Linked DNA regions of Homo sapiens: region 2 is linked to region 1. Evidence: chromatin loops called from intact Hi-C (ENCODE). Cell type or tissue: OCI-LY7. All regions are shown on one strand.

The links. Peaks named below come from ENCODE experiments on the same cell type or tissue, not always from the same donor. Only the 100,000 strongest peaks of a DNase experiment are listed, where the experiment ranks them.
Region 2: it touches region 1 in a loop (12-fold over the local background); 4 of 110 quality-filtered maps call a loop at or near these places.

What each region holds. Positions count from the first base shown.
Region 1 is chr22:50,543,088-50,545,587 of GRCh38, forward strand. KLHDC7B-DT (KLHDC7B divergent transcript) reads right to left here. Exons shown (of 4, transcript NR_199716.1): 3 at 1,700-2,308. Among named protein-coding and RNA genes, the nearest start is that of KLHDC7B, 1.6 kb to the right of the region's middle. RefSeq lists a silencer at 1,133-1,427. In OCI-LY7, CTCF peaks have their summits at 1,303 and 1,504; DNase peaks (open chromatin) are centred at 1,304 and 2,074; H3K4me3 peaks cover 319 bases.
Region 2 is chr22:50,690,280-50,692,779 of GRCh38, forward strand. The region is part of intron 11 of SHANK3 (SH3 and multiple ankyrin repeat domains 3); the gene reads left to right. It also overlaps the pseudogene RNU6-409P. Among named protein-coding and RNA genes, the nearest start is that of SHANK3, 19 kb to the left of the region's middle. In OCI-LY7, CTCF peaks have their summits at 1,438 (motif pointing left) and 1,643; a DNase peak (open chromatin) is centred at 1,432.

The DNA.
Region 1 (2,500 bases):
TCGCTCTGTCGCCCAGGCTGGAGTGCAGTGGCGCGATCTCGGCTCACTGAAACCTCCGCCTCCCGCGTTCACGCCATTCTCCTGCCTCAGCCTCCCGAGTAGCTGGGACTACAGGTGCCCGCCACCGCGCCCGGCTAATTTTTTTGTATTCTTAGTAGAGATGGGGTTTCACCGTGTTAGCCAGGATGGTCTCGATCTCCTGACCTCGTGATCCGCCCGTCTCGGCCTCCCACAGTGCTGGGATTACAGGCTTGAGCCACCGCGCCCGGCCCTGAAATTGTTTAATGTCACACGTTAAAATAATATGAAACACGTTAAAATAATAAAATGATATGAACGTTTTATTTTATCTGCACTACAGTGATTTGTCTTCAGATTTTGAAATATAAAAGAGTTTATTTATTTTATTTTTTAAGACAGAGTCTCGCTCTGTCGCCCAGGCTGGAGTGTGGCGGTGCGATCTCGGCTCACTGAAACCTCCGCCTCCCGGGTTCAAGCGATTCTCCTGCCTCAGCCTTCTGAGTGGCTAGTATTACAGGTGTCCGGCACCATGCCCCACTAATTTTTTTTTTTTTTTAAAGTAGAGCAGGGGTTTCACCATGTTGGCCAGGCTGGTCTTGAACGCCTGACCTCAGGTGATCTGCCTGCCTCGGCCTCCCAAAGTGCTGAGATTACAGGTGTGAGCCACCACGCCCGGCCAAAAGCCTTTATTTTTTGCCTTTTCTGCTTTTAACCATCCTCCTTTTTGGGGGGTTGGGGGGACCTAGTTATTAACAGAAAAAAACCCTTTGCTGGTGTCTTTTTTTCTTTTTTTTGAGATGGAGTCTGGCTCTGTCACCCAGGCTGGAGTGCAGTGGCGCGATCTCGGCTCACTGCAACTCCCCGGGTTCAAGCGATTCTCCTGCCTCAGCCTCTGGAGTAGCTGGGATTACAGGCGCCCGCCACCACGCCCGGCTAATTTTTCTATTTTCGGTAAAGACAGGGTTTCTCCCTGTCGGCCAGGCTGGTCTCGAACTGCTGACCTCAGGCGATCCAACACCTCGGCCTCCCACCTCGAGGCGATCCGACACCTCGGCCCAGGTCGCACTTTTTTGCCCGTTTTGATCCCATCCTCCAACTGCGGCCACAGCCGGAAATGTAGAGAAATTCGCGCTCCTGGGGCCGGCGGGGCTGGCGCTGGCTCACCCGCTCCCCGGGCCCTCCCAGTCGCCAGGTTTGCGCTCGGAGCCCAGGGGCTGCGGGTTCACAGTTCGCCCGCGAGTCGCTGTCAACCCTCCAGGCGCGGCCCGGGGGCGCTCGCGCGCGCTGCCAACGGAGCCATCCCTGACGCGTTCTCAGTCTACGGCAGAAAACGCCAGTCGGCGCCGGACCGTGACTCCAGGGTTTCGCGGAAATAAATTTTAATCCAGTTTTGAAGCCACCACTTGGAGTTCCAGGGCAGTTGCACCCCGGGGGTGCGCTGCCGCCACCGCTTCCCGCCCCCTACTCAGTCTCTAATATTTATGGGTGTCATCTCCATCCTCTGAAGGTTTCTGGACCCCAAACTTAACCAAGAGGCAGAGCCTGAGACTGGGACAGAGAATAAGGGCACGGTCTAGAAAGCCTTCCCTCAACTTGAGGTCCACCTTAAGGCATGGGGCCCACCCTCACCCTCTCCCTGTCATCTAATAGTCCCAGGGGGAGCTGGGAGGTGAGTTACCTGAGGCTCAGTAGGGTTCAGGCTGGGTGCCAGGGACACTCCTAGGCCATCTCCTTGCTGCTTGAGTAAGGGAGAAATCCCCAGGCCTGCTGTGTCCCAGAGGAAGGAAAAATACACACGGTACTTTCCAGGGAGCCCTGCCTTTGTCCCAGGGACTCCAGGCTCTTTTTCTTGTCTGAGCCTCACCTGGCACCTGGCCCGAGACACTCCTGAGATGGGATTAAGCAAGGAGCAGGTGGAGGAGCCCAGGCTTCTCCCTCAGGAAGCAAGTGCTCACATCCAACAGAAGTACCTACATGCCGGCCTGAGCCAGGGCTAGGAGGTACCAGCCAGGATGTGGTCTCGAGGGCGAGTCCTCAGCTCAGATAAGGGAAGGCTGAGGACTGAGATGAAGACACCCAGAGTCTGGCTATTAGAGCACCTGGGGCCAGAGGGGGGTGGTTTCTAAGGGATCCAGGTGCTGGCTGATGCGGTAACTGGAGTAGGGGGCAGGCTGGGCTCAGGGTTCTCCAGGGGCACAGTGAGAGTCTCATCTGGGCAGTCAAGACACTCTCGATGGGCGCAGGGGGTCCAGGAGATCCTAGAAGGTCTAGGTGGGCTGAAATAAGCCTGGCCATAAAGAGAGAAATATGTTTGGATTTTATTTATCCCATTAATTTTTTTTTTCTCTTGACTTGATAACCCTATCCCATGTCTGGTAAACCCAGAGTAAGGAGTCCAAAAGCTGCTGGAGGAGGAGCTATGGGAGCCTCAGTCTCCTCTCTATGCCCCCTCCCTGTGCCCCAGTACAAACCTCCACAG
Region 2 (2,500 bases), 150 kb after region 1:
GGAGTGCAATGGCGCAGTCTCAGCTCACTGCAACCTCCGCCTCCCAGGTTCAAGCAATTCTCCTGCCTCAGCCTCCAAAGTAGCTGGGATTACAGGTGTGTGCCACCATGCCCAGCTAAGTTTTGTATTATTAGTAGAGATGGGGTTTTACCATGTTGGGCAGGCTGGTCTCGAACTCTTGACCTCAGGTGATCCACCCGCCTCTGTCTCCCAAAGTGTTGGGATTACAGGCATGAGCCACTGCACCCGGAGTGTAGTAACTTTTGAAATCAGGAGGTTTGAGTGCTTCAACTTGTTCTTATTTGTTATCGTTTTGGCTAATCAGGGCCCCTGGCAATTCCATATAGACTTGAACATTGCTTTTCTATTTGTGCAAAAAGGGACATTGGAATTTTGCATTGAATCTGTCATCACTCTGGGTGACATTAACATTTTAACACCATTGTCTTCCAATTAATGAACATGGGATGTCCTTTTATTTATTTAGGTCATCTCTAAGCAGTGTTTTGTCATTTTCAGTATATAGATTTTTTTACTTCCTTAGTTAAATTTATTCTTGATTATTTTCTTCTTCTGGATGCTATTATAAATGGAATTATTTTCTTAATTTCCTTTTTGGATTGTTCATTGCTGGTGTGTAAAAACAAGTGATTTTTGTGTGCTGATCTTGTGCCCTACAACTTTGCTGAATTTGTTTATTAGCTCTAGTAGCTCTTTTGGTGTATTCTTTGGGATTTTCTACATATAGGATCATGCCATCTGCAAATAGAGATAGTTTTACTTCTTCCTTCCCAATTTGGGTGCCTTTTTTTTAATTTTTATTTTTGCCTGTCTAGAACTTTCAGTACGGTGTTGAATACCAGTAGTAAAAGCAGGCATCTTTGCCTTGTTCCTGATCTTAGGGGGAAAGCATTCAATCTTTCACCATTGTGTATGGTGCTATCTATGTGTGTTTTTTTTGTTTGTTTGTTTTTTGTTTTTTAAATATGGAATGCTTCATTAATTTGCATGTCATCCTTGTGCAGGGGACATGCTAATCTCTGAATCATTCTAATTTTAGTATATGTGCTGCAGAAGCAAGCACTTCGGATTTTTAATAAATTTCCTTTATTATGTTGAGGAAGTTACTAGCTTCTATTACTAGTTTCCTGAGTGTTTTTATAATGAAAGAGTGTTGGATTATGGCAGATGCTTTTTATGCATCAATTGAAATGATCATTTTTCCCCCTTTGTTCTATTAATGTGATGTATTATATTGATTACATTAGTCTGTAGATTTCTTTTCCTGCAATGCCCTTATCTGGCTTTGGTAGCAGGGTAATACTGGCCTCGTGAAATGAGGGAGTGTTCCCTCCTCTTCTGTTTTTTGGAAGAGTTTGAGAATTTGTGTCAATTCTTTAAATTTCTAGTAGAGTGCACCAGTGATGCCATCTGGTGGTGGACTTTTCTTCGTTGGGAGGCTTGTGGTTAAGGATTCAATCTCTTTGCTTGTTATAGGTCTGTTTAAATTTTCTGTTTCTTCTTGAGTCAGTTTTGGTAATTTGTGTTTTTCTAGAAATTTGTCTACCTCATCTAGCTTTTCTATTTGTTGGCATGTAATTGTTCATAGTGTTATATTCCTTTTTAACTTCTGTAACACTGATAGTAAGTCCCCAAATTTCATTTGTGATTTTAGTTATTTCTGTCCATCTTCTCTCCTTACTAGTCAATCTAGCCAAAGGTTTGTCAATTATGTTGATATTGTCAAAGAAACAACCTTTTATTTCCTTGATTCTCCGCTGTTTTTCTCTTTTGTTTATCTCTGCTCTAATCTTACTGTTTCCTTCCTTCTGCTAGCTTTTCTTTCTTTTGCTAGTTTGGTTTGCTCTTCTTTCTCTTGTTTTTTTGTTTGTTTCTTTTTGGTCTTTCTCTAGTCTGTCCGTCCCTCCGTCCCTCCCTCTCTTGCTTCCTTCCTCTTTATTTTGTTTGCTCTTCTTTCTCTAGTTTCTTCTTTTCTTCTCTCTCTTTTTTTTTTTGGAGATGGAGTTTCGCTCTTGTTGCCCAGGCTGTAGTGCAATGGTGTGATCTCAGCTCACCACAACCTCCGCCAACTGGGTTCAAGCGATTCTCCTGCCTCAGCCTCCCGAGTAGCTGGGATTACAGGGACCCACCACCATGCCTGGCTAATTTTGTATTTTTTAGAGGCAGAGTTTCTTCATGTTGGTCAGGCTGGTCTCGAACTCCCAACCTCAGGTGATCTGCCTGCCTCGGCCTCCCAAGTGCTGGGATTACAGGCATGAGCCACTGTGCCCGGCCTCTTTTCTTTTCTTTTATTGGTTCATTCATACAGACAAGGTCTCACTATGTTGCTAGGCTGGTCTTGAGCTCCTGGGCTGAAGTGATGCTCCCGCTTTGGCCTCCCAAAGTGCTGGGATTACAGGCATGAGCCACTGAGCCTCGCCTTCTCGTTTCTTTTTTGTTTCTTTTTTTTCGTGAGATGGAGTTTCACTCTTGGTGCCCA